Linked DNA regions of Mus musculus: regions 2 and 3 are each linked to region 1. The links are chromatin loops, found by intact Hi-C in ENCODE. Cell type or tissue: left cerebral cortex. All regions are shown on one strand. Each heading gives the region's core, and the rest is flanking DNA. Links, peaks and the distances in the headings are about the cores only.

The links. Peaks named below come from ENCODE experiments on the same cell type or tissue, not always from the same donor. Only the 100,000 strongest peaks of a DNase experiment are listed, where the experiment ranks them.
Region 2: it touches region 1 in a loop (5-fold over the local background); 4 of 42 quality-filtered maps call a loop at or near these places.
Region 3: it touches region 1 in a loop (2.9-fold over the local background); 2 of 42 quality-filtered maps call a loop at or near these places.

Annotation. Positions count from the first base shown.
Region 1 is chr9:52,401,384-52,411,384 of GRCm38, forward strand. It overlaps the pseudogene Gm29692. Among named protein-coding and RNA genes, the nearest start is that of Gm33125, 17 kb to the right of the region's middle. In left cerebral cortex, for the core only: CTCF peaks have their summits at 4,628 (motif pointing right) and 6,713; DNase peaks (open chromatin) are centred at 1,324, 2,038, 5,325, 5,549 and 2 more places; H3K27ac peaks cover 3,083 bases.
Region 2 is chr9:52,672,204-52,682,204 of GRCm38, forward strand. AI593442 (expressed sequence AI593442) reads right to left here and starts at 7,577. Exons shown (of 2, transcript NM_001286641.1): 1 at 7,380-7,577; 2 at 829-6,314. The coding sequence starts at 6,072. The coding sequence ends at 5,473. Gm1715 (predicted gene 1715) reads left to right here and starts at 7,660. Exons shown (of 5, transcript NR_045333.1): 1 at 7,660-7,868. In left cerebral cortex, for the core only: CTCF peaks have their summits at 2,802 and 3,946; DNase peaks (open chromatin) are centred at 3,989, 5,041, 5,981, 6,294 and 4 more places; H3K4me3 peaks cover 6,321 bases; H3K27ac peaks cover 5,225 bases.
Region 3 is chr9:52,737,866-52,747,866 of GRCm38, forward strand. All of the region lies in intron 2 of Gm1715 (predicted gene 1715), which reads left to right. Among named protein-coding and RNA genes, the nearest start is that of Gm1715, 63 kb to the left of the region's middle. In left cerebral cortex, for the core only: no CTCF peak of the experiment used is centred there; DNase peaks (open chromatin) are centred at 4,368 and 7,823; H3K27ac peaks cover 1,302 bases.

The sequences.
Region 1 (10,001 bases), core at 924-8,923:
AAGTCCAATAGTTGTCATTTTCTTCAGGTTTATTTTTCTCACTGTGATCTGTGTTTCTGTGCTCATCCTTGGAGCAGAAGCTGAGGCTCAAGCTTTAAGTCTCACCAGCATCTCAGGTTCTTAGGTGCAGTGAGTCTCACTGTGAATGAGAGAGCTTCCGTTTTGTCCCCTCTCATAGGTGCATAGCCAGGCTAGGACCTCAGGTGGTTCTAGGGCCAGCCTCAGCACCAGACAGTTCTAGCCAGCAGTCACTAAGTACTCTCTGTGGAGATCTTTAAAACAACCCATCCCCATTGCTCTTCACCAGAGCTGATGGTGTTTGCCTTTCCCATGTCCCACTCCAGGTTGCTAAGGATGACATTTTTGTCTGCTGAAGGCTCTCTTGCTCATCTGAGGGCATAACTATGCCTGCTAGTCAATGTACTCCAGCACTCCAACCTGAGTAAGGAAATCTATCCTCCACCTCTACTCCAGCAACTTTACGGCTCCTTCTGCTTCAGAGGTCCGACTCACTAAGCACTGCTTGATACAGTGTCCACCTGCTCCTTGTAGGTGTCTGCATCTTCACACAGGGAATATCAACCTAAGCAAGCCGAACAACCCACGGGCTTTATTTACTAAGACTCCTGACAACCTGCTTTTGAGATTCCACAGTTCCACTGTTACTAAGGGGAGTGTACTGGGCCTTCTGCTTCCTTTGGAGGGTCTCTTCACACAGAGAAGATGAAGAGTGGACACTAGGGGACAAGGAACAAGGATAAAATCACAAGTCTTAGGTGAGCTATTGAGAGCAGATCTGTGATGTGGAGGCAATGCGATCCCGTGAACAGGTGCTAGTAAAACTGCAACGCCAGTGTGTTCTTGAGAAAAGTTCCAGATTCAGAAACATCAGTACACCTGTAACGACACAATATCATGTAAGAAAGAATGTAATTAAGTGCTAAGTGTGTGGAAAAGTCTATAAAAAGGTGTTTTGCTTTGTTTTGCTTTTTCTGATTCTCTGGTGCTGTGTCTGCTTTCCTGTATTATTAAGAAACAAATCAAATCAACACTCCAGACAAAATGAAAGACTTGATAGCTCTAGCTCACTTCACCAAGGTTCTGACCTTTACTTCATCACGGTTAATTTTACTACCCTCCCCTTGCTCCTGCTTTCCTCCTTCTTCTCTCCTTCCTTTCTTTACCTTAAAAAAAAAAAAAAAAAACCTTAGCAGTTAAGCATAACAAATGCAGAGCAACTAAATAGAAAAGTGGGCAAGCTGCTTCCCTTATTTTAGAGCTTGACAAGATGTGTTAGCTTTTACATTTTGGGCTCTGTGGGATGTCAGGCGCTCAGAGCAGGGGTGGCATCTATCTTTATGGAGCTAGCTGCATAGGCATCCTATTAGAATGAAATCATCCTTTGTTTCTAATTTTTAAAAAATTATTTAGAGTTTGTCAAGGTCTTCAAAATCCCCCCTAAGAAGGCAATGGTTCTCTAGTTTCCTTTGGCAAATCTGGGTAGCCCACTACAGAGTAAGATGCTGACTGCAGAGGGACCCTTGTGTGTGAGCTTGTGTGCATTCAGGCTTCACAATGTGCCTGTCACTCAAGAGCTTATCACAGCCTTTCGCCCAGGCTCTCCATGGATCCAGCAGTGGGAGAGCATGTGTCCCACTGTCCCATGCTACATGTCATCACTATCAGAGGGGTCTGACATGGCCATTTTTGTGAGCCAGTAGCAACCTTGCTTCCCTGTGGAATCATGTGGAGTGGCATTAAAGAAAGTACTGAGACCCAAGCCCAAGGTTTTGATTTAATGACAGAATGGCACAGACTGGATATTGGTCTTTAAAGATTTCCTGTATGGTTCTAACAGAAGCTGAGTTTGAGTGATGTATGGAGGAGGAGGAGGAGGAGGAGGAGGAGGCTTGAGACTGTCGTGGGAGTTAAAATGCAGGTAAGTTTAGAATAGGAGTACTTTTAAAAGGTTCACATGCCAGATCCACACACCCAGGAAGCTTCTCACTCAGGAATTGTCATCAGGATCCACTTCTATCCTCTTGGACCACTACATGGGACCAAACTCTATGCCTTAGGTTAGAGACGAGCTTTGGCCACCATGAAGAAACAGGGTCGAGATTTCTCCACATTATTATTTTGTCTCTAGCACTAAGAATGACTATGGAATGATGAGTCTGTTTTTTTCTAGTCCATTCTCCACCCAGCTCCATCCCATAAACAGCCACCAAACCCAGACACTATTGCATAAGCCAGCAAGATTTTGCTGACAGGACCCTGATATAGCTGTCTCCTGTGAGGCTATGCCAGTGCCTGGCAAATACAGAAGTGGATGCTCACAGTCATCTATTGGATGGAACAAAGGGTCCCCAATTGAATGAGCTAGAGGAAGTACCCAAGGAGCTGAAGGAGTCTGCAGCCCTATAGGAGGAACAACAATATGAACTAATCAGTACCCCCAGAGCTCCCTGGGACTAAACCACCAATCAAAGAAAACACATGGTGGGACTCATGTCTCTAGTTGCATATGCAACAGAGGAGGGCCTAGTCGGTCATCAGTGGGAGGAGACGCCCTTGATCTTAAGAAGATTCTATACCCCAGTACAGGGGAATGCTTTGGCCAGGAAGCTGGAGTGGGTGGGTTGGGAAGCAGGAGGAGCGGGGAGGGGATAGGGGATTTTCAGAGGGGAAACTAGAAAAGAGGATAGCATTTGAAATGTAAATGAAGAAAATATCTAATAAAAAATATATTAAAAAAATGCAAGTCAGGAGCTGTCGTCTTGTGTCCCCGTGTGTGTGTGTGTGTGTGTGTGTGTGTGCCTTATCTCTGCTGGTCTGCCTGAGACCCCCTGATCTTGAACCTTAGTCTCCCACATGGCCTGTTTCTACTCGGACAAGATGAAAGGAATGTTCATGAACCAGGAAAAAAATGTCCAGATGTCAGGCACAAGTGCTCATTGATGGGAAAGGAACTGCTCATAGAAAGAAAGTGGTTCACAGAACAGCTGCAGCAGACGGAACAACAACAACAACAACAACAACAACAACAACAACAACAACAACAAACAACAAAACAAAACAGAAAAAAAAATACTGTAGTTCTCCTTAAAGAAGTTAGGGGTATTGAAGAGGTAAACACGTTTACAAACCAAGGAACAGTGGTTCATTTTAACAACCCTAAAGTTCAGGCGTCTCTGGCAGCGAACACCTTCACCATTGCAGGCCACGCTGAGACAAAGCGGCTGACAGCGATGCTTGCCAGCATCCTAAACCAGCTCCGTGCAGAAGGTCTGACTAGTTTCAGGAGCCCGGATGAAGCCCTGCCCAAACAATCCACGGACAGAAAAGCACCACTTGCTCCTAGAGAGGAGGAGGAGGATGGAGTTCCAGATCTCGTGGAGAATTTTGATGACGCTTTTAAGAACAAGGCAAATGGTATTGAGGCACCTTCTTTTTTGTTTGTTTGGTTTTTTGTTTTTTGAGACAGGGTTTCTCTGTGTAGCCCTGGCTGGCCTGGAACTCACTTTGTAGACCAGGCTGGCCTCAAACTCAGAAATCCGCCTGCCTTTGCCTCCCGAGTGCCGGGATTAAAGGCGTGCGCCACCACGCCCGGTTCTGAGGCACCTTCTTAAGAAGGTGGATTTCTGAGTTCGAGGCCAGCCTGGTCTACAAAGTGAGTTCCAGGACAGCCAGGGCTATACAGAGAAACCCTGTCTCGAAAAACTAAACTAAAAAAAAAAAAAAAAAAAAAGAAGAAGAAGAAGAAGAAGAAGGAAGGTGACATTTGCAGAAGTTACAGGAGCTTCTGGTTTATATCATGACTGCTTTTTAATCTTTTTGTTTATGAATCTGATAAAATCTAGGTCGCTAATATTTTTAATTCCAAGGCCCCAGACACTGCCACTCTTTTCAGTTTTTGCTTTTACTTAATTCGTTCTTTGTGGAAAATTAGGCTGAAGAAGCCTAGGAGTAAAGTTTGGAAAAGGTTAATAAAATTCTTTGCCTAGTTAAAGAAAAATGCAAGTCAAGTTACATTGCCCGCTCCAGCTAGCACCTCAGTCATTTCTCATTAGAGCACAGGGCAAATTCATTTTCTTTTAGGTACCAGAGGCCAGAATCAGAGTCTTATACATGCTAGACAAGTCATATACCACAAGATATGATCCCAGCTCCTTATATTTTATATTCTGAAAAAAATTTATGTTGAGGTAGGGTCTCTTTATCGTCCTTGTGTTTCTAGAACTTCCTATGTAGTCTACACTGGCTCCAAACTTACAGAGATCCATCTGCCATGGCTGTCAGAGTGCTGAAATTAAAGGTGTGAGCTACCATGCCTGGCTAAATTTTAAACTCATCAGCATCTTTGGTTTCCATGTCCATCCAGTGAGTTGGTATCTTCCCCTCAGGCTGACTTCATTCTATGCTGCTCTCTGTTGCAAAACACAAAAGCATGCAGGCATCCCTTTGATAACCTCAACTCCTTAGATATTATTCCCCACTTCAGGATCTTTGAACTCCTCATTGTCTTTAATTGGAGAATTCATTCCCTGAAACATCACAATGTCCTTTTTTTAAAAGATTGATTTATTCATTATGTATACAGCATTCTGTCTGCACATATGCCTGGAGGCCAGAAGAGGGCAGCAGATCTCATTATAAATGGTTATGAGCCATCCTGTGGTTGCTGGGAATTGAACTCAGGACCTCTAGAAGAACAGACAGTGCTCTCAACCTCTGAGCCATCTCTCCAGCCCCACTGTCCTTCTTCTTATTCAGTTCTCAGTTTAAATGTCAAATCTTGAGAGAGCCCTTCCCTTCCCAGCCTATCTATCTCACCCACCCTCTCTCATGTCCCCACTACTAATTTCATAACACTCACTGTTGTCTGAATAAAGGTAAACTTCTGGAGAGAGGGGCTCTGGTTGGCCATGCTCACTACTGTGACCCCGGTCGCTGTGATTGTAAGTTTCTGATACCTTCTAGACACACAGTAATCTCTGCTGGACATTACTGAGGAGAAAAAGCAGAAGGAAGAGAAAGGAATGAACTCTTTATAATCTCTGCATTCCCAGAATTCCAAGTCTGCCCTCAGTATCCAGCATATGTGGTCCCCTTGTTTTCAGAGTCAGTAGGCTCTAGGTGAGAATGCAAAACAAGCCAGTATATCCACAGTCTTAATTGCTCCTTTCTTAATGTTAATACCCAGCAATTTTAGTGGCAATTTGAACTGCAGCCTTTATGAGTAGGAGCCAGGATCTCAATGAGAACCAGGGGAAGCAGTAATCACCAGCAAGCTTTAGTCAAATTTAAATATAGACCTGGCAGCAGAAAGCAAATCCAGCCACGAAGCATGGACGTATCGGAGTAGCACATCAGGTAGGCTATTGGCTTCTCCAAAATGTATGCAAGCTTTCTGAACTGAGAACTTAGGGTGAGCAGACACCTGCATGTTGCACAAGTGCCTGATAGTGTTTTTTGTTTATCCGGTACATAAATGCATGGCAGTACTCAGCTGGCTTTCTAACACAGCATCCGAGATCTAACTCCCTAGGGAAGGAGCTGGAAAAGGGATGCATTCGACTTAAGCTGAACAAATCAAGAGAAGAGTCTGTGATCTCCCCCAGGCAGTGTTCTGAACCATACAGACAGATTGGAAGCATCGATAAAAGAAGTGTGTCAACGAAAGAGTCCAAAGGCCACAGAAGCACAGCACAGGCTGTAAATTTAGTAACTTTGTGTCTGTCTTGCTCCCTTCCTATACTTTGTGGTTAACTAAGAAATTGAGACCAGAGTAGACAAAAAAAAAAAAAAAGGCAAGCTTGTTTAGGATTGTGCCAAAAGGCAATGTGGTCATGGTAGCAACAGACCTCTTCTGTAAGGTGTGGGCTGTGTTGGTGTCCATTTTGGAAGCAGTCCTGTGTGGTTAGCGTGAGACACTATGCATGCAACATCTAAGGGCAGTCCTGATTGGTCGATGTTGGAGTCTATGAAAGAGGCTGGGTTTGCTGAGTAGCAGCTCTATCTCATTGGCTGCTCTCAGTTCCATCCCCTTTCCAGAGCCATGGTTTCCTGTTGGAGTCTACAATCTGGACCAGGCCTGCAAGTAAACCCACTCCCACGCCAACCTTTGTCCACAGCCCCTCTGGACTTCTTGAGTCACTAGACTATGTACTCCTCTCTGAGTTCAAGCACAGGTTGTCACCTGGATCTTCCAGTTGCAAAGCTCTGTACTTAAACTTTCAAGAGTAGGTCCTGAAGAAGTATTCCAATTCAACAGCCAGAATACCTGGTGTGTGCTGGAGTCTACTTTTCAAATTCTGGAATTTATGAATATGTAAGTGGTTTAATTTTATCTCATAGATATATAGTTCCACCTGAGAATCTTCAGTGTCCCACACATACAGATGGTTTAGTCTGTCTTGTGGTGATTTTTTTTTTAATTTCCTGCTTTGCCTGGAGAACAGGACAATACTGTACACCAGGTGGGAAACAATGGACTCCCAGGCTCTATATATCTGGGGAATCATCTGCCCTAAAATACCTCACCACCTCCCCAGTCTTCCCTCCTCCTGGAAGAGGGGGTGGAATTGGGATGGAGCCACATTTTATATTCCATTTGCTGCCTTCTGTTCTTGTCATCTCCGCTTTTGCATTTGCCTCCACGGAGGGTTGCAAATGCACACGGGAGAAGGCTTAATGTGATTTTGGGTGCCCTGGGAGGGACAGTCTGCCAAGCGCAGATGCCACCAGGCTGCTTGCTGCGGGTGCCTGCATTACGCCACTGGATACTGTGCCTTTGGGTTTGCTTGTGTTTTAACTTAGTGGAGCAACTTAAAATCTTCATGAAGGAAATGGGAGCATTGAGGGGAGAAGGGAGTGAGGTAGGATTTCAGGTAAGGCATTGCTCTTACAAGGGCAACCCAAAGCACAACTCCAGACCTTGAGATTTGAAGATAAGGCAGAGGACTAGAAAGGGAGAGAGGGATATGCCTATTGTTAGGTCGTAAGACTAAGTGAAGTTATCAGAGATGGACCTTTTCTCCTAGGGAGGATCACATCCTTTTCCCTCAGGGAGGACCATGACCTTTTCTCCTAGGGAGGATCACATCCTTTTCCCTCAGGGAAGAATGCACCTCTTTCTCTCAGGGAGGACCACATCATTTCCCTTCCAGAGAGGACCACATCCTTTTTCCTCAGGAGGGCCACATCCTTTTTCTCAGGGAAGCTTTTCTTCCTCAACTTGTCCATTGGGAGGCAGGTGCTGTGTCCTTGGTCATGGCCAAATGCTTTCACAAGGTGGTCGCCTTCCGATTGTGGTTGCCATGACTACTCATGAACCATCGGGTCTCAGATCCGAGTCTCCAGTTCTGATCAGCATCTGCCTCTCCTTGATGTTCCAGAGACTCCTGGGTTACAATAGAAGAGTCTCTCTCTTTCTCTATCTCTGTCTCTCTCTGTCTGTCTCTGTCTCTCTCCTGTCTTTTACCTCAAACCTACCAGGCAAACCTCATTTTATTTATTTTTTATTTTCGCTCTTTAGCCCCTTTTCATGCCTCTGTGAAGAGCATAGAAGGCCACCCCAATGCGGAAGCAATACTCACCAGCTCTTGGAGAATTTACCCTTCCATCCTTCCTCAGGTTTCCCGTCTTCTTGCTATTAAAACCCTAAGTGAGACCTCGTTATTTTCGATCTTACATCCTAGTGATCTCACTGTTCTCCCACTTCTCCAGTCCATGGCTCTCACTAACTGGAATCAGCTCCTTACTGAGACTTTACTGTTTCTGATCAATTATCCACATTCCTCAGAATTGCCCTATCACCAGCCCCTCAGGAAATAATATGTCTTACACTTGGATCCATGTTTGCTGGTCCCCAGAGCCTGGCTCCTTCATTGTTCTCCTTCTGGACTCTTCCTGACACCTTATCAGTCTAACCCCCTTGCTAATTTAACTGTAAAATCAACTTCTATAGACATTAACTATTGAAGTTAGGATTCAACATCTGTTGCAAACTCAACATGTCAGAATCCACAGGAGCTATCTGTTTTAGGTGATAAACTAGGCATTTAGCTCTTATCTTTTATAATAAAAACATTTAGTTATTTTATTTGTAAGTGTTTTACTGGCATGCATGTCTGTGTACCATGTGTGTATGAAGTGTTGAGACTAGGAAAGGGCATTAGACCCCCTCAAACTGGAGTTACAGATGGTTATAAGCTGTCATGAGGTGCTGGGAACCAAACTTGGCTCTGCTATAAGCAGGCAATGTTTTTAACTGCTGAGTCATCTCTCTAGCCTCAACCATCTTATTTTCTTTAAATTTATTTAATAAATGTTTATTATATGATGAACACTTAATATATCATTGAAGCAAAAGATTAATATTAATGTTACTTTTTAGTAGATGGTATCAAGAGTTAACAGCACTATCAATGTGTCAGGGGCCATTCTGACAGTTATCATGTATTTGTTCATGAACTCTTTCCAACATCCACAGAAGTGGCTGCTCTCATTGCACCAACTGTGTTTTACATGGAGGAAGCCATGGTGTTCGGCAAATCACAAAACTAGTAGGGAACAGAATTAGAGGTGGAGGAGTCATTGTGAATCCTTAGCCAATGTTTGGTGCCTTCATTTCAGTCACTGGGTTCTGGGGAAACAGAGCCCACACACAGGTTTTTACTTCAATGTGTGACTGCTATGTTAATTACAGTTATTTAGATTTGAGTATTTGGCAGATTTTTTTCCCCCAAAATGAACAAAGTAAACCTTTGTCTTAAGGAAAAGGAACTGACAGTTTTTGTTTTCTTTGTTGCCAGTGATGAACGGTTCAGCTTCTTATGTGAAAATTGAGACTCCTATCTGCCACTGGCTTGGCTCCTTTGTCATATTTAGGTGGTGATGTTAAACGGGCATTGTTGAGAGTAGATAATGGTATGTTGTCACCACCTGGAAGATCTTCACATCTCAAGGGATTAATATCTTTCAAACGTTCAGTCCATGACATCAGAGGATCAGCCTGGGTGTGTGTCCCACTCTGTGTTCAGAAGACACTTGTAGATTTTAATGTAATTAAGTCCGATGAGCTCAATGACACATTTTCCAATTACACACACAATTAGCTTGTAAGAACCTATCATTTAGTGAATTTTAGGGTAAAATCAAATAAATCTGTTTAATATTATTTCCAAAAGAAAATAGTAATATATTTGTAAGAAATATATTTCCTTTATATCCATCAACTAAATGATGCATGTTAATAGATTGACCGTAGAAGCAGTTTTGATAATCTAAATGTTTTCTCGTAAGTCAAGCACAAAACAGATTTACAAAATATACAACATATCACTTTCCTTAGCAATTTTTTGATGTTGGAGATTAGGCTTTTAAATTGTCTTAAAAATGTTTAAAATGTTAGCATGTAATGTATGTAATTACTATTTTAATGGAATAAATAAATGCATTTAAATGATCAATTTGTTCCCAGTTTTGAGCAATATCAATATTGGTAGATGTAGCCTACACGAATTTTGAGTATTGTTCTAGCACTTTCTACCCCAGGGCTAATGGGTTCTCCCTAGAAGAGGGAATAAAGGAGGACCAAGAACAGCCTCTGGCTGTAACTAGAAATTCTGTTTATTTTGTACCCTGAGAGACTAGATGAGTGACACCATCCCACTTCACTGCTTGTGGTATTTCTCACTCTGAAGTGTTCCATTCCCCTCAGAAATTTAGACGCTTTTGGTGCCTCATCCAAACTTAGTGAATGTCTTTATGCCCCATATTTACCTGAGCAGAACTTGAGTTGTTTTAGCACTGGGTGTTTTAGTTCATGTTACAGAGGATGAGGCCACACAATGGAATCAGAGTTTCTGACATCTCATCATTCTGCCATGATTTACCTGGGCAACTATACCAATACCTGCCCACTCATTGTGTACTGTTAACCCAGTGTCTACTAAAAAGGCTACTAACTAAAACTTGCTTCAGGTGCAAATGTT
Region 2 (10,001 bases), core at 902-8,901, 270 kb after region 1:
TACTCAGATCTCAAGACAGTGAGCTTTACAGCGTAAGGCTATACAACCTATATACAACTTGAAATACCTCTGCACAGCATCTAACATGTTACAAGGACCATAGCGTTGAGGTGGCAGGGGTAGTGGTTTGATTCATGATCCTGAGGAAATATTCATACCTTTCAGTGCAGGTAGAGAATACAGGAAACACAGAGTCTACTGTATCTTCAATAGGGAGGTAGTATTCCCAACAGTGGCAGAGCTGAGAACTGTAAGGCTGGGATGAGGAGACCTGTGACAACATAGAGACTGAAGACTAAGGTCTGGGTCTAAGACTATAATGCTGAATGGCAGGAGAAAGTGAGGATAGAAAAATAGCATCTCATAAAAGAAGCAGCTCTGACAAGATGCATTTCAGCAAGACTCTGATCCATCTAAATGTGTGTGAACCTGAGACATCCCTCTCTAAAGGGAAAAATGAGATATTAACACGTCTCTTCCAGATAGACTAGGCTATTATTAAAACAGTGAAAGAAAAAAAAAGAGGGAATATCCTTAAGAGGTTGAGTTGGTGCCTAAAAGGGTCACTGAATTATAACTGTAGACTCGGTTTACTGGGTAATATCAAACACTCTCATGCGTACACACACACACACACACACACACACACACACACACACACACACACACCTTTTTCTGAGATGCAGCTGGTTTGTGTAGAAGAGAGGATAAGCTGTGGAAATATTTTTAATTGACCATCTCTTTTAGTAAATTGTATCTAAACGAAACAGGATGAGATATTTTATAACTCTGGCATGCTGTACAGTAAATTAATAAGGAAATCGTGTCCAAAGGCCAATTAACAAGAAAACTCTTTTATTGATATAAAAGCAAAACAAATTTTTCATGAATTTCTAATACCTGTTTTATTCTATCTATTGGATATACTCGAGTTCAAAAATCACTTCTTCTGTTGATGCCATCACTGTCGTTATCCTCTCTGTAGCAGCAATCCTGTGAGACCACAAGTCTCAGTGAAATATCCTTCCTCAAATGGGTAAAGCAACCCGAATAATGCACTGTCTCTCAATTAAAGCTAAGTAAGTTCTTATTCTCCACTAAGCATTCTGACACTGCACCAATTGCACCATTGGGCTGGTGACATTGATAAGTATTGATGTGAAGCCATCACGTCTGCTTCCAAAATGTTATCAAATAAGGAAAAACTAAACCAGAATCAGATTTATATTCAGCCCAGTGATGAAATACCTTCCTGTGTAGATGGGGCAATCCGTTCTTACATGAACATCTATGGACCACACCACAATTTCCAAACATGAATAAGTGGCTTTTCAGATTCGAGTCCAAAGCCTAGACTTCCATGGGAGTGAATTTTAGAAGCCATATTAAAGTTTCTGGTTCCAATTTAGCCCATAACTCTCATGTAATACTAGTTAGTCATTTCTTAGCAATTATCCATTAAAAGCACTTAAAATCTATGCCTATGCATTGGAAAAAGAAATTTTAGTCAGTATCTAATCAATTCAATGGTTACAGATAGGGAGGGTTAAAAAGTCAAATGCCCAGTAATTTTTAAAGCTAAATTGTCCATATTTTCCAAAAAGCTACTCTTCAAACTAAACAAATAGTAGGTATATTTTCATTTTACCTTTAGCTATGCAGGTATATGTTGTATCTCATACAACATGTAAGTTGAAAGTGAAGAGGAAAAATCAGATTGCAATCCATGATTGTGGTCTAGATGGCTCCAATGCTCGTGTAGATAGATTTTTGATCCATCAAATAGCTGGACCACATAGAGATGGTCATGACTTCGTTATCATTGCTACATTTGAGTCACTAATATAGGAAAGGAAGCTTATCTAATTACCAATTCCCCAAGCCAAGGAAGACTCTCCCCTTCCACTAAATAAAGAGAAAGCCATTCTGATTTGACCTCAGAGAACCAAGTACATGCATACACCTGACTCCTCAGATCCTCTCTGGATCAGAGGATGGAACAACTATTTGGTTTCAGTCTCATACTTATAATGACAGAAAAGAGAATACAAAAAGTCCATTGTAAATTTGTACAAAATGTATGCATATATAAATACATATCTATGGGTGTATATAAATTCTAAAGATTATATCCATCTTCATCTTCAAGAGTCAGAGTCCCATATAGTTGACATATCGGCATTCTCTCTCTATTTTTCTCATTTTTAAAATAGTAAGAATCAAGCATGCTACTTTATTAATACTGAATAGCAAGTGCAGGAGCTGAGCTGTAGCTATAGAAGGTTGGAGCAATTAGTTTGACGGGACATCAGTAAACAAGATCCTTAGAGTAAATTTAGCTATTTTCATAATGCCTTTTGTCTCATAAAAATGAAAACTCGAATGTCATATGGGTCAGTTGCGCTCTCTAAGTAGCAATCTAAGCAGACTCTATAGAAATTTGCATTGTCGTATCTTTATTACAATAATTTGGTGTGGGATCTGGCCTACTAGAATTTCATGTAATTATCACTCTAACTAACAGAAATCTTGTGTGGTGCCACCAGGTTCACAGCATATTAAACTCAGTATGAAATGTGATTGATAAGCTGCATCATCTTTACACAGGACACTATTAAAATATTAATCCCTAGTCAATTGATGGAAAAGGCATATACACTTAAAGGTGCACAATGATAGCACATTACAGATGTGTGCTTATGGTTAGAGGTATCAAGATGTTTTTTTTAAAATACACATAATTAGTTTATTTCTTGTTTGCTCTATTTCTTTTGGGGAAAAGTATGTAGGACATTGCCCCCTAGGGTGTGCAGGCTGCTTCTTGGAAGGGGATTATTATTGCATGCCTTGAATGCACTGTGATTCATAAGGCAAGAACATATGAGTTGCTTCAGCACCAAGGAAGTGGAATGAGCATCTAGCGCTGCTCAAAACAGAATATCTTATTGCTTTAATAAAATGGGAAATTATTTACTGTAAAAAGAGTGCACCAAATAATGGAAAAAAGTAATATCTATGCACTTATGTAGAGCTCACTGAAATGATGAACCTTCCTTCTGGGTTCCTGATCCTATTCAGATTTCACATCTAAAACCCATTCTGTAAGACGGTATTAAGAGCTACAGTTGGATGAGGGCAAGTTAAAGAGATTAATGGATATTCTCCTTCACAGTGCCTTAGCCATTCTGTTGTACAGTGTAGAGCTCTGATACACTAACAGCATCCTTGGTGGCCCGAGGGACTGAATGCACTCTGACCTGTTACTAGGAAGTGACTAAGGCACTGGAGAGAATCTGGTTCATTGTTTAATATATTGTATCCAAAGATTATACCTGATCTTCCTAATGATACAACATGGCATGCTTAAACGATGGTCTTCTGTGCTTCAGAAAGGACTTGGATGATATCTATGGGTGACTAAATCAACCTTATTAAATTATTTTATAAAGATACAGACTGAGCTTGGAAAACTTTATATGTAACCAAAACATTAGAGGCAATCATTTCTCGGGATAATAACCACATACAACTTGAAATAAGACAGAGCATAGAGGGGAGCTAGTGGCTTGGGAGATGGATATATGTAGGGGTCCCACTGCCCTTCACTAAACAGCAGAGTCTAACATAGAGGGACTTATCTGACATTTAAAGAGAGGACAAGAGATTTATCTTCTCTCATGCTTTCCTTTTCCCTTAACATTTCCTATGTGTTCAGGGAGGTTAATTAGGCCAGACTTGGGAAGAAGAAAGATCCCCTTTGCTGTATATCAGATGCAGGCATGGAGTCATAACTAAACAAGCTGTAAACAGTTTTATCCTGTAAGCGTTTACAGATTTAACTTGGAAATTGTCATGTCCTGTCATCCAAATTGCCCAACATCTCCACCAGTCTTTCCCCCAAACACATACAGTACAAGCAAGCACACACAGCACTGCCTCCAGGTGGCAACTGCATGCAGAGAACCACAGGCACTGTTTAAATATTAACCATGTTTTTAATAGATGGCATTCCAGCACATCCATTATTTGTTTTCTGTTGTGGTTGTTTCTGTTATTCACAAAAGAAAAAGGGGGAAACATGGGTGTCATCGTTTTATAATAGTCTACTACAGCGTAAAATACAAAAGAACACTTCCGGAAACAGCAGAAGCCAGGCCTACACCACTGACTTCCTCAGCCAGTGGCAACCATTATATCAACAGCTGGAAAGTCAGAAGAACAAAAATATACAGTTTGGAGGACATATCACAGAACTATAGTTTTCTTCTGTATTTGGTACCAATATAATAAGTATATAACAAAGGTGCACTTGTTCTAAAAATAAAACAGAAACATACTAGTTGGTTAGATACTGCATTTTCAGAACTGCACATTGCCTAATACTTTTTTTTTTTACATAAAGGTAACTTATGCAATGTATAGTGATAAGAAAAAACAATCCAATTGTAGAAAAAAGAAGAAAGAAACCAATCAAAACCAAGACAATCACTTTCCAAAACAGCTCCTTCTTTGGTCTGCACAACCAGAGGAAGTAACCATGAAGGTGAGACATATTCAGCACCAGACCTGGCTGGACAGCTCCCGGTTTCTCTGAGGCTCAAAAAAAAAAAAAAAAAAAAAAAAAAATTCCCCAAAGGGAAAAAAAAAAAACCAAACAAACAAACCAAACCAAAACGACTACCAGTCAGGTGTACAAATGGGCCCTAATGAGCAGCAAATCAGATAGTATGTTTTTGTTTTTTGTTTTCTTTTTCTGTGCTCGACCAGCGAGTGATATTTCTAAAAGTAAAACTCTAATTCTGCCAGGGGGAAAGCAAAAAGTGAAATGATGACTGACTAGAGAGGGGTTACCTGTCCTAAACGTTTTTCTGGGACATTCTATGTGGTCTCTGGTGCTTAATGTAGATGTTGCCTTTATAATATACTATTGCCTGAGCCCAGCTGAAGGTGAGGAAAGGGGAGGGGAGACAAGCTAAAGGAAAAGTGAAAGCCCGTGAGGGAGGGGCAGAAAGGCGACTAAACCTTCACTTGACAGCTATATACAACATCACCGGCCCCCTCCCATCCCTTTGCTTCGGTGTCAATGTCTTAAATATTTGGTAGCTTGTGCGGTTTCTTCTCCTTATTGAGGGGGGCACGGGGTGGGGAGGGAAGATGCAGCCTTCATTAACAATGAGAAATTATGTGATTTGTCATGCGCTTGGACTGTGTTATTAGTAGTATAATAATTACTATAAATATCAGTAAAGTATTATCAGCGTTATTTCTTCCTCTGAGACTTTCCTCGCCCAATATTTACAAATACCGCACAGTGCCTCGGCGGAGGAGAGACAGTGAAAGGGTGGCCAGGTAAGGAAAGAGGGCAGAGAAAACAGGGGCCAAAGGAGAACGGAAAAGGAAGGAAGGAGGAACAAAAGCGAGGACGGTCAAGATGCTGGAGACGAGGAAAGGGTCAGGAGAGGGGCTGCGCAATCAGGACAGTACCACCGTTTGCAAAAGGCCCTCGCCAGGTGTGTCCAAGCAGGAGGAAGCTGCGGGTGCTCCTTGTGGAGTGGGGGCTGGCAGTGGAGGCGGAGGCGCACAGGGACCCTGGCACAGGAGACCAGGGGATGAGGAGGAGGAGGAGGAAGAAGAAGTAGCATTGGAGGGGGTGCAGAAAGCGGAGTCCCGGGGCTGCCTCTCCAGTCGGGTTTCTTTTCCATGGGTTGGAGCTTGAACACCTGCCCGAGGCAGCCCCCCACCACCGTGGCTGCCGCTGCAATGATCTCGCTCATATTCTTCCTGAGCCCTCTGCATCTTCCGCTTCTTCATCCTACGCTTGTGGATGTGGAAAGTGGAGAGGGACAGCACGAGGAGACAGAAGATGAGAGTGACCAGGACAATCAGCACCAGCGTAGATGAAAAAGACTGGAAGAGCTGCTGTCCCACCTGCGTGATGCAAGTGCCACCACCTGCGCCTGAGCTGCGGAGACCTGCGCTGCTGCCTCCACTGGCGTTGTGGGAAGCAAAGGTCCGGTTCAGGAGACAAGGCGGCAGGGCCAGCCTCAGCTCTTTCGGCGCCCTGGCACTCATCGGCGCTGGGCTGAGAGGGGCCAGGCCCACCAGGCTTCCTCTGTTGGACACACGGTTCCCACCAGCCAAGACGTGGACAGGAACCCACACCACCCCAACTGCTCTTTAGCGCTGGAGGGAGTGAGCTCTCCAGCCAAAGACTGAGGGAGCAACTGCCGCCAAGCAAGCGGGCCAGAGCTAGTGGCCCCAGGGAGAGTGTCTCTGGTCTTCTTTGATCCTGTTTCCTTTCCCCAGGCACAGTGCTGCAAAGAAAACAGGATTAGTTAGGGTCCCGGCCACAGCCAAGGCGAGTGCAGAGAAAGAGAGGGATCTGACACCACTGTCAAGCGGCCCTCAAATGGACTCTGTCATCTCCACAACCCACCAACCCAACCCTACCGCTCCTGGCAGCCCAGGAGAGCCGCGCTAGATGCTCCGCTGGCTCAGATGGGGTCTGGCGTCCGTACCGCACCGCGGAGACACTGGTTACTCAGCAGAGAAGGCAGCTGCCCTGCCCCCTGCACAACTTTCTAATTGCCACCAACAGCGGCCGCCACAGCGGCTTTCTCTACTTCCCAGAAAGCCAACTGCCCTCTTCTCTGTGTCCTGTGGACCTCCTCTCAGGATCCAATCTCGCCAGCACGCACTCCAAGCAGGCTCCCTGTACGCAGTCCTCCTTCCCCATCCCTCCCTCTCCAAACACTTCCAGCCTGGACGTTCAGACCCCCAAGGTCCCCGTCCCAAGGGGATACACCCCACTGCCTCTGTCCCTAGCCGCAGCTGACCCGCTGGATCTGGCACACAGGATCATACTCGACCTTTCTCCAGCCTTCTTCCTTGCTACCTTCCTCCCCCTTTCTCCCTATCAAAAGCAGCTGAAACACCCTTCTCAGCGGAGGCACATCCTCCCAAGCGCCCCCCACCCCTCATCTCCCTGAGCCTCCCACTTGACAGTATCCAAAATCCTTTTTCTTTCTTCCAGAGCAGGAACTGAAAGGGGAAGGGTTCCCGCTTGCAAAGTTTGGGGAACCGACCTTGTCTCCAGCCTTCCCCGGGCCCTGGCCCCAGGGCCCAGAGGCTGTGGCAGAGGACCAAGCCGGAGGACCCGCGGCAGGCAGCACAGCTCCCTTGCCTCTCCCAAAAGGCAGGTGCAAACTGTTGCACTGCGGAGCAGCAAGGCAAAGCGCTAGCCTCCACCAGGGAAGGGGCGGGGGCTGAAGCTCTGTCCAGAGGTGCCTGCGCAGGCCGCGGGAGTGGTCTTACCCGCCCTCATCCTGCCACTGGGGCCCCTGGCCATGGAAGCCTTCATCCTGACCACTGTCTCTTACCTGGAAGGACCAGCCAGTTGCAGAGAAGGAGCCCTTGGCTGCAGTGGCGGCTGCAGAAGGCACGGAGCGCTGGGACCAGAGACAGAGCCGCGCTGCTGCTGCCACCCTCGCCGCCGCCACCGCCGCCGCCGCCGCCGCCGCCGCTGCCTTTGCTGCTGCTGCTGCTGCTGCTATGGGGAGCTCAGCTCTTAGCCTATTGCCAGAGAGGCCGGTGACGTCAGGCAGCCACCGCCAGGGCTCCAAGCCACCCCTCAGGCCCCCACCCACCCTCATACCCAACACCTTGTCCTGGCATAACAGCCTCTCCAACACCATTCCCAGTTTCCTGCTGTTCCCCAGCTTTGGGGCTGGGAGGAGCAAACCCACCCCCATCCCCACCTCCACCCTGCCAGCAACCCACCTTCATTCAGCACAAGCACTCCTTTGCCTAGGAAGAAGCAGGCTTCAGTTCTTCCATTGCTCTATGCTTCAACCTCAACCGGTCTCCAGGTACAGTTTTGCTCCAGGAGAATCTTCTCCCCTGGGGGTACACTTTTTTTTCCTGTTGACTGATCAGAGTCCCTGCTACTCCCCAATCCTATTTTTCTGCCTCTGGTTCTAAGCATAAACTGCTTATACTAGGGAGATGGCAAGGACATTTGTCAACACAACTGTGACAGAATCAGAATCAGGAACCTAAATATGCATCAAAGACTGCATCTCTCCACCAGTCTCCAAAGTATGTCATCCCATCTGCTTTTTGATTTCTTCCCCCGCACGCTCATCTTCAGGCCCAGGATCCATTCGGTGTATTGAACACCCCTTTTTTTTTCGAGGATCCCACATTCTGAAGACACAAAGCATACATGGGCTTGAAGGGTGGGAAGGGGAAATTACAAAGAGAAGTGCAGGAACCAATGACCCGTAAAAATTCTCAACATTGTGTGTACTGCTAAAAAAATGTCCCTTCGTTGATTCTAATTTTTTGTCAACGTGCTTGATTCTTGATACATTTGCTTTTTCAGTTAAATGTTTACATCTCCTAAAAAGGCTCTTAGCAGCCTGCAAAAAAATCTTATAGAGACCAGTGAACGACTAGTTTGGGATCCTTTCAGAAACAGAAATAGTGTATTCTATTATAGTAACCATCTTCAAAATAGAGTATGCTTTGCTTTATGTGAGTGATTGGGAACGCTTGCTTGGAACACTAACTAAACAGAGTATGGTCTTTAGGGCACTGAGATAACTTATTAAAACCGTGTTTTGTTTTGCTTTTTTCTTTCTTCTCTCCTGTCTTGTTTACCTCCTGTCTTTGAGTCTAGAAAGTGTGCAACATTTTCTCACCGAGTTGGTCAGTCGTGGAGTGTGTGTTCCTGCCTCCTCTTCATGCTATACATCATGAAGGAAAGCTAAGGGGAATACTAGCTGCCACTTACTCACTCCTATCAGCTACAGTCAGGAAGTGAGGTCAGATATGAAGAAAAAAAGATTTCTCCTTCTGACCCTATGTACCCATCTACCCCTACTCCAAATTCTCATTTTCCTCCTGCTCACGCCATAAATGCATGGCACTCCATATTCTTCCCCCACCCCATCTCTGCTTTCGTTTATTTGAGCACAAATCATCTGGGGCCTGGGGAGCAGCACAATGTTAAAGCACTTGTGTAAGATGCCAAAGGCCTTGGGTTCTATTCACAGCACTACAAAGAGAAGGGAAGTATCAGTTCCATCTTCATATGTATCAATAAGAAAAAGAATTCCACTTAAGATAACAGTTCAGTACAGGCTGAACAATGCACAGTTGCTTCAGACCACAGACTGATGCCCTTTGACTGCCAAAGTCACACAGTAAAGGATGGCCAATGACCTAGATATTTGCATAAGTGTTCCTTCCCAGAAGTAGAGGGCCTGATGCCTGTTAAAGCCACCCTCCACATCGAGTGACTCTGGATTCACTGACCTCAGAGAGTGGTGAGTCGTTGCTTGCTTGCTTCACTGTGACCTGTGAGACTTCACTGTGGATACCAGACAGGCAGTGGCTCTTTTGTGGACACTCTCAGCAGAGTCTCATCAACATATTGTAAAGCAAATCCAAGTTTGAATACTCCAGAAAGAGATCTGGCTGTTTAGGAAAACTCTTTAGCAGGGGAGAAAGGTTGTCTTGTAAAAAGAACTCTCTATACGGAATTAACCCTTTATAGTCTGTATTCTAGACTTGGGGCAGTCATTAAGTGTTTCCAGAGGAGATATAGCTCAACAACGTCTGGTATTGGGGTTACATCAGCACAGGCATTCTTTTTACATGTCATAATTTCAGATTATGTCATGGACTGCCAGTGTTCTTACTCTTTTGTTACAAATGAGACCATCTGCTATGCTAAGAATGCTGAAGGTGTCTGTGCCTTTTCCCACAACCTGTGAAAGACAAAGTCTCACCCTAGATAGCTTGCATCATACTACAGTTCGGTGTGACTTGGGAGATAGTGGTATTTAACTGCAAATGTTTTAGGCAAATTAAAGACATACATTTTCAAGCCAAAATCCCATTAAGCCTTTCTATATCTCCTCTTCTGGTCTGTAAATTCATGAATTTTGTGCCGAAACCAAATAATATAAACTGGGGTGGTATGATTCAACCCCAAG
Region 3 (10,001 bases), core at 1,010-9,009, 340 kb after region 1:
CATTTCTACAAGACACAGCAAAGCTTGGGTAAGGAATAAGCCATTTCAATGCCTATGATAGAAATTACCCTATAGAAGTTGGTGCAGCAAGTCAAAGAAACAAGTCTATGACCTGAACAAGTCCCTCCCCAAAATGACTAAAGTATAGGAGAGGCTCAGCTGACTTTTATGTTATTGAATATTGGAATTTACAGTCAGAGAAAGGAATGTGTTACAGTGTACATACTCTTTTGTTGACTATTTACTAAGCATCTGCTGTCTGCCAGACACACCCTGTGCTTACGTGCTAGAACACAAGAATTCCAACCAAGCTCCTGTCCCTGTAGCAGTTAGAATCTGAGAGAAAGAGATGAAATTAAACCAATAATAACGCACTTTGTTATTAACAGATGGGACAAGTCTAATTGAATGACTTGAAAGTTAAAAAACAAAAATGAAGCTGAGGGAGACACAGTGACTTTGCAAAGGTCAGTTGGAGAAATGAGTCAGGAAGGCATATGGTGTAACGTGTGTTCTACGGAGCAGGAAGAGGACTAGGTGGAGGTGCTGTCCCCACTGTCTTGGAGTTGTGACGTATCAGAACCTCCACCGGTGCCTCTGTATCAGAGGGGTGGCAGCAGGCACACACCCCGGTTTTGTAATCATTACGAGAAACCAGGCACATGGCACACTTAGCAGTCAATAAACGCTACTTGTCACCCCGTCAATATTGACAGTTACTACTGCTAAAAATATTTTTCCTTAACAGCAAGGCCAATGCTTTTATCTCTGCATTCCACTGCCTTGATACCATTTCAGTTTTTTCCCTTCTTTTCTTCCTAACCATAAGAAGTTTCCTAGAAAGTAGGTCAGACTTCAGCAAACTCTCGGCACTGTAGCTTCTAGATAAAAGAGGGAGCATAGGAGGCTTTTCAGCAGCTCTGGGTGCCCATCCAGGCTTCCAGTGGATGACAAAATATTTCCATGAGGATTTATTTAATTTTGTCCCCAGGCTTGTTCATAATTCTGACCATCTGGTACTGGAGGTTTCTCTATTTTTAATATTTCTACTTTGGGCGTTTTGCTTTTTTAACCTATTCTAGGATGAGTCGCCCCCTTTCAGCCTCCCCCACTCTCTCCGCCAACCCCTGATTTAATTTGCTTGAAAGAATTCTTTCCTATGACAAATTTGCCACAGTCTATAACTTTGATAACCTCAGAGCCAGCCATAAAGCAGAGCCATCTCAAGTCATATGAAAGGTCACAGCAAAACGAAACGTTGTTCTGGACACCTATGACATTGTTCTAACAAGACCACCCCAAGGGTACGTGCTATAAGCATGCATAGAACTTCCTGAAAGGAAGCCCCTCCCCCAAAGTCCTAAGACCTATTCTAATTAAGTCTGGTCAGATAACTCTTCTAAAGACAGACAGCCTGAGCTAACCACACAGATCCCTTTAGACCATCTGTCCTAGCCTAGCTGACCAAATGGTAACCATGTAAGATTTTTTTTCCTTTCACCTGGAGCTGTGTTGTCCCCAAAAATAACTCTATCAAATTCAGTAGGCTTTTGTATGTTTGTTTGTTTGTTTCTGGATCATCATTTAATGTGGTTGGGGGCAGGACTCCATATGAGTACATAGAAAATGACTTTGAGGAAATAGCAATAGGAAACCTGTCCCCTCTGTAGGATTTCACTGTCCCTGCTGTTCCTTGCTCCCTCATCCTCATCTGTACTTCATGTGTCTATTCAACTATTTCATCGCCATCCCTGAACATCCTGTACCTCCGGATGAAGGTTTAATGAATGCTTGAATAACCAGGTAGTGAACCAGTGTTGGAAATACCACAGAAAACCATAAAGACAAGGGATGTAGAGGATCATATGGAGCTTGGAAATTTCGATGACAGAGGACAAGGGAAATGAAAGGTTAGCTGGAAATAAAATTTCCAGGATAAATGCAGCCACCTTCATGAGGCTTCGTTTTATAAGGTACCCCCCCACACACACACACATGTACATCCTGTATTTTATAAACACTTTCATCTTTCATTTATAGGCCTCCTAACCACCAGAGCAGCAATGCACACAGCAGATATTATTCCCATTTCTCCAATAACAGAAGTAAGGATCTGCGAAGCAATAAAACTTGCCCAAGATCACACAAGTGGTAAATTTCGCCAAAAGAATTTGGATCATCTTCCTCTTCCAATACAGCACTCTGCATCTCTCTGCCCTACCACTCTCTCTCATATTTCTGGAACAATGGGGTCAGGGCACTCAGAAAAAAAGAAGGCAAGGTTTGGAGTGTGCACTCAAATCTTATACAAGCTTAATTGTTTGCATTGGGTTTCTATTGCTGTGACAAAATCCTAGAGAAAAAAGCTAAGGGAGGAAGGATTTATTTTGGTTCACAGTTTAGATGCATGAATGAAGTTGGATACTTCGTTTCTGGACCCATGTGTGGTGAGACAGAACATCATGGTGGAGAAAAGCTACTTATCTTGGCAGACAAGACCCAGAGAAAGACAATGAAAAGGACAGTAACTGGAATAAGACAGAACCTTCTAAGGCATGTGCCATGAGCCTATTTCTCTAGCAAGGTTTCATACCCCAGTAGTCAGTTTAGCCATGACTTTAATCCATGTATCAATCCATCAGTGACAATGAGCTCCAGGTTCATAACCTCTCCAAAGCCCACCAGCTGGCAGCCAATCCTTCAGCACATGTGTCGTCGGGACACACATTTATGGACAAACCATAACACTGTTTTGTTTTTGCTCATGCTTATATACGGTTGACATTTCCAGGAAGCAACTTGAAAACTCCTGTTACAAAATACACAGTAGAACTTGACAAAATATGACATTCTTTTAAGTACATATCTAAGCACTTAGAAAATAAGAGACATATTTTAAATTCATTCTCTTTACTACATATGTAATCACTTAGGAAAGAAAGAGCCAAAAACAAATGATAAAACCCTGAGGATTACTGCCACGTTGAGTCACTGTGGCAACAATTACCATGAAAGGTTCAATTCTTACCATTCAAAGTAGTTTCTCCAACACACCATATCATATGTCCTTCTATATATGCAAACACAAGCATATGAGGGTTCACATATACCATAGGCATGCATACATAAAGGTTATTTTAAATGACATTTATAGATAGCACATTTCAAGGGTAAAGTGCGGTTAATATCAATAAAACATGCTTTGAAGGCAATATAACACACGACTCATTAACAGATATTTATGTGTTTACACCTGCTATGTGCTGTTTGATTCAAGAAAATTACACATACACACACACACATACACACATATATATGCAAATATATACATATACATATACACATACACAACACAAGCCAAGTATATGAGTAAGTCTAAATGATTATGAAACCTATAATAGGAACCTAGAAGATATCAAAATATCAAGGGTTTACAGTGCAAGGGTAGAAACATTTTGACAACAGCCTACCACACTGCTATTTCCCGTGCTGGCCTTGTGGTGCATACATCACCACAGTGTGTGCTAACTCTGAATTCAAAGGAAGGAAAAGCATCAGCAAAAACACTATGGGTCCTCACTTCCCTTCATTTCAGTTATGGAAGACTTCAGAAACAATTATGCCTTTCAGACCCATCGTTCTAGTTACTGATTAGACAGTAAGTATCAGGTGGCGTCCTTTCTCCTGGGAAATTGTTATGGTTAACAAAACAAACAAAGCCTGTAGTCAGCAGGTCTTGTATTAAGAAAAAAAAAAGGAAGGAAGGAAGGAAGGAAGGAAGAAAGAAAGAAAGAAAGAAAACCAACTTCAAAGGGCACAGTGGCAGCTCAGTTCAATAAAAGAGATTCTAAACACATCGATCAGAGCGGGGCCAGACTCAAGGCTTCAGTAATTCTCCTGCCAACGTTTTCCAGTTCTTAGCTTTTGCTGGCCAAGCCCCTGTGATTGGGTGGGCACCTCTCTTGCATTGCTGTGTATTATTCCATCACAGTATTTTCAAAGTCTATTTTAAAGAAATGCAAATAGCCACTATTTTAATCTCCTAGTAAATAGATATTTTCTCCCTCAACAGAAGCAAGTCTAGCATTTTCACAGTTTCAGGTTAACGTTTCCAAATAATAACTGTTCCTTAGTCCCGTTCTTTTGTGCTTTTGAGGATAAACCCATGAATAAAAGGCTCAGTAGCAAGTACAATTTTTTTTCTCCTTTCTACGGAGTATTCCTTTCCTGGGAAATGGAAATGCCTTCGTGTTGAAATGACAATCCACGGTGGTTTCTCTGCTGAATGGACCCTTACAAAACCCACATTCAGAACCTATTCAGTTCTTATTTATCACCGTTTGCTGCCTGGCACGAGTCATCAGAGTGCGCCTATTTCTGCAGAGCTACAGCAAGTAACAAAAGAGCTGAGTTTGGAACAGGGAACTTGGTGTTCCCGTCTCAGCTCTACCAAAGACTGGCTGGGAAACCTCAAGAGCTTTACTCTAGATCTCTGAGCCTTCATTTGCCTACTTCACAAAGGGGAATGTGGGATTCTAACGGATCTCTAAGTCCCCTTCAACGATCGAAAGGTCTTTATCTCCTGTACTGGAATATATACTGAAATACCCTTCCTCATCAACTGTGGTAAAGCTCATCTTTAAAGTAGTGAAGGAACTGTGAAATAGTAAAAGTAGAGGGATGGATGAAGACAGGCCCTGGCCCAGATGATTACAGGAGAGAGTTTATTAATTAACTCAACTCCCTTCTTGTCTGGATAGTTTTATGCCATTGTCCAACACTGTTCTTTTTCTCTTCCTTCCTTCCTTCCTTCCTTCCTTCCTTTCTTTTTTCCTTCCTTCCTTCCTTCTTCCTTTTTTTCTTCTTTCTTTCTTTATTATCTTATTTAAATTTATTTATTTCTGTATGAGTATTTCTGTGTATTCTATGAATTCCTGGTTCCTGCCATGGCCAGAAGAGAGCACTAAGTCCCTTGGGACTGTAGTTATAGGTGACAAGCCATCATGCAGGAGCTGGGAATTGACCTCAGGCCCTCTGGAAGAGGAGTGCATACTCTAAACTGCTGAACCATCTCTCCAGCCCCAGCATTGGTGTTTTAGATAAATATTCATTTAACAGGAGTCAGGTACTAGGAGTGGGGAAGGGTGGGCCTTGCCTACCTGTGGGAGACGATTGGAGAACCAGGGACAGTTTAAGGTGTTCTCCTCCCCACACCCTGTGGTGATTTTCAGAAAGGGTTGAGATGACACAAGAATGGGGCTTTCCCCACAAATTACTAAGTATAGATAATTTAAGATAGTTACCCAAGCTGATCCCAGGACCAAGAGGAAGGCCAAATTAAACAATTCCATTTGCCCCAAGATTACAGCGAAGGAAACTCAGCACAGGGAGGGTCCCAGAACTGCTCCCCAGTCACTGACATCCTTTCTCAGGCAATCGCCACTCAGCCCTCTTTCCCTTTTTAGAAGATTACTTCTTTTACTTTTGAGATTTGATACAATTGTATCATTTCTTCTCTCTATTTCCTCCCTCCAATCCATCCCATACATCTCTCTTTGCTCCCTTTTAAATCTATGGCCTCTTTTAAATTATATACCTATATTTGTTATATACATATATTTGTGTACACACACACACACACACACACACACACACTTCTAAGTACATATGCTTCCATGGCTGACTATTGGTACTGAAGAACCAATCCATGTACTATTCCCCGGGAAGGACTGTTTCATCCAATCTCAGCATCCCTTATGCCTGTAGTTCTCTGCGTAGGGTTGAGGCCTCATGAACTTTTCTCTCTCCACTTTAGCATGTCTAGTCAGACATGTGCTTATCATGTGTATTTATGTCCCTGCTCAGTTCATGTTGGTAAGACTGTATGGGTGTAACTTCTGACACTCCTAGGAGACATAATCTCTCAGCAAAGGATCCGGCTCTTAGCAATCTTACAGTCCTCTCCTCCACAGCGCTCCCTGAGCCTTAAGTTTTCTATAACTGTATCCGTTAGGACTGGACTCTGGGCCCTACATCTCTACGTTTTGATTATGTGTGGTTTTCTGTAATGGCTTTCATCTGTTGCAAACTAGCAAGACCTTACCCAGTGAGGTATTCCAGAACCAGAAAGACAAACAAACGTCACGTCTCCTGCCCTTCCCATTTTTGTTAGTTTCTTCTCTTTGCTTTAAGGTTGGTCTCCTATATCAGAGCCTGACTTCACACTGAGTCTATAGCTGAGGATGACCTTGAACTTCGAATCTTCCTGCCTCCACCTCCAGAGTCCTATGATTACTGTGTGCTGTATGCAGTGCTAGCGGTCAAACCCAGGGTTTCTTTCATACGAGGCCAGCACCCTAGTAACAAAGCTACACATCTAGCTTGATTCCATTCCACACAGTGAGGCCCAGAGACATCAGTCCTCTGTAGTTAGTATACCTTGATCTTGTATCTCCACCACTGTTTTCCCTGCCAGCTATCAAGAAACTCCTCTATACTGCTGAGTAATGAATGATTTTTTTCTCTCCCTTGGAGAAGCAGGTACAGGCCATGTTACACCACATTAAAAGTAGATAGAGGCAGATTTACTAGGAGGCAACTCTCAGGTGAGTTCACGGATCTCACAGGTGGAGGTCAGTGGAGTCACACATGGGGCTAAAACAAGGGGGTTTTATAGAGCTTAGGCAAGGAGTGATGATGTGTCAGCTAGAAGCTGGAATTATGCCCAAATACGGCCAAAAACTAAGCCCCTGAATAGGATAGGAACTCGTGGGTGGATTGCTGGGGGATGGAGGAGTGATGGGGTTTCCCAGCTTATGCAGGGGCAAGCAGGGGTTCCAGCCTAACAAGTAAGTCTGTGGCTACTGGCTGACTCTTCAACCTTCTGACACTCAGAACCTTTGGACACGAGGCAGATTATTGCATATATACCTTTGCCCCAAACTCTACAGTTCTATAGTTTAGTTCACCTGGTACCTTTACTCAGCCTCCAAGCTTAAGTGAGGGCACCTGCTGATTGGTAGGCCCTGAGCTTGTCTCTGCCTTCACACAAGGTACCCACACAATAAACTAGAGGCTACTAGTGGCAGCCACAGTGAAAGATAAGAAGAGCAGAACCTGAAACCTTGTAATGCCTGCCCGTCCCCATGGTAAATTTCATTGTCACAATGGCAAATTTCAGGCTACTGGTGTGAGGTCATCAAAGGTGAACCTGCGAATACGAATGCACAGTTGGATTTTCAGAGGTGGTGAAATTAAATTCCAGAACACCACCGAGCAGGACAGTAAATAAGGATTTGTTTTACAGATTGTTTCGTGACACGATGAACAAAGAAGACAATTTTTAAGTGGTAATATTTACCCGGAATTATATTATTCACAATCAGAATGCTGACTGCCACACACTCATTATCCCAGGCCTCATCACAGCCTTCTGAAGGAGGCATTACTGACACCCAGGCTTTATAGAGAAGGCCATTCAGCAAGCAAGAAAATCTGACAGCTCATAAATAACGATGACAGGATGCCAATCCATGGGAGTCTGGTTCTAGAATATGCATCTCTCAGGGAACATGCTAGTTTGAGACCACCAAGAAGGGTGAGCACGTTTAAAATTGAAGAATGCAGTCCTTTAAATGACACACCCAGGTCTAAAAACATTAAGATGCTCTGTGGCTGACTTCCATTCTAGTTTCTCAGTAGACTACCAGTTTCAGTGTCCCTTGGGATTTTAAGTGACAATGCATGTGTGTGTGTGTGTGTGTGTGTGTGTGTGTGTGTGTGTGCATGCGTGCATGATGTGAGATAGCTGTTACTTTCAGAACCTGTGCAGAGATGCTTCATTCTTTCTTTCTTTATGTTATAATGAGATGGGTTGGCTTACAGTCAGGACAGGGATAGAAGCAGGCAGTCAAGGAGGAGTAAGGGAAGGAGAGCGGTAACTTTCCGAATCAGTGCATAGATGAAGGTTTCTATAGTTGCAAATCACCGAGACTAACTCCAGCCATTCTGTACAAATAATTATTTATTAAAGGAGATGAGATCATCCATAAAATCCCCCGGGAAGTGAGAGAAACAGTAAAATGTCTACACCAGTGAATAATGGTAAAGTTGTGCCACCATGTCATTTTACTGGGAACATCATTTTACTCCATTGCTGGCCTGAGGATTCCAATATGGCCACTAATACTGAGTACAGCATATACACTGCTTCTAACCTAAGGCCCTGTGGCTTCAGAAACCTAACACTACACTACTACCTTTGTCATGCTGGCTTTTGCCACTTCTTTTTGAGGGCAGAAATTGGGAAGGCACATATCTGTCTTCCATAGTGGCAGGCTTACTTTTAAGGTCATAATTCAGTCTGACATAGAAACATTAAAAAATGCTGAGTGACAAAGGCATAGCAATAAGACAACCATTTATCTGGCCACCTCCCAAACAGAACGAGGGCCAGCATATTGATTAGTCTGCATAAAAGTATTGACAGAGACAGAAACCCAGAATTGTCTACAGTGAAATTATCTCATTTCAAAACCATCAAGGAAGGAGTGAGTAACACCAAACCCCTAACCCATTCTCTTCGAAACTCATGGTCCACCTTGATTTTTAAAATCTATTCAACTAGTTTTAAGTAAGATAATCTGAACTTACTGTCAAAAGAGATTTCCTATAGAGCCCTTTTGTAAAGTCAATGACTGCCTCTTGGTTTAGAGCCCTTGGTTGACCTAGATTGGTTTACATTAACTAGGACACGAACATTCAATTAACTAAATAGAAAGGAAAGGATAGTGGTTATTAAAGATGCAAAGAGTATCTAGTGGAGGATAATGTGTCTTTGGCTGAAACTTATGACCTGGTTACATAAGAAGACTTCCTATGGGGGCCATTCAGGTAAAAACCAAAGGTCACAGAGGCCCTGGGGAGACTCAGTGGTAGAAAAGGGAGCCACCTTATCTTACCTGAAGGGCCATAAATTAATGCTGTCTAAATGAATAATTCACCACTTAAACTCTATCATCAACACTTCTGTGTCCTTTGTATACAAAACACTGGCCAGGACTCACCACTGAGAAGACAGGTAAACAACCCAGTCACTGTTCATAAGGGCATCTGAACTCAGTTTGTAAGACGAGAAAGTAGAATGGAAAGAAAAAGAAAAAAGTTAGTCTAGTGAAAAAGTACAAAGTCACATGGTGTACATAGGCAGAGAGGGTGACATGCAGAATGGGTCTAGAGAGGTGACTAGGTGACAGGTGACAGATTAAGAACCTATAGGAGAATATATACAAGCCACGAGATATGCATGAGAGTTGGGAATGACATGACATGACACTAGGACCACAGGCATCAATCATGAATATCCTGGCCACCTTGGCCTTCAGTGTCACACCATGAATTTTTTTCTCTAAGTCAAAAGTATATTTGACCACAGCAGTAGCAGATACCATGGTTATAAGTTTTATGAGACACTTCGAAGAGGAAAGAGGAGGATGAAGTGAGGAGGCCATTTTAAGAGTTAGCTCCAAGGAAATATGAGCCCCTGGTGGGGCAGAAGTAGTGAGGACAAGAATTAGCTAGCCTAGGAGGTAAAGGGCAGTATTATACACAGTACGTTTAGCCAATAGGCTGAGTTATTTCTTTGAATACATGCACAGTACAAGCCAGAACCTGGGCACATTATAGGGGAGAGACTAAGAAGAAATCTCAGGATGGGCCACTGAAACGCTCCTTGTCTCTACACCATAGACCATAGGGCCATATTGAACAACAGAAGGACCTCTGTGTTATATTACAGTATTTATTCTCGGCATTTTGGTCACCACTACCTTCACTCCCCCCACATCTGATTCATGCCTCTGCATCTAAGAGACTGCATTTGGATTCATCTCCTCTCAACTACAATTCAAATGCCCTGAAAAGGGCAGAGTCCTTACATTCTTATCAGTCTGCCTCCCTTATCAGAAGCTCCCTTATCATAGTCAGTGTCCTCTTGCCTCATC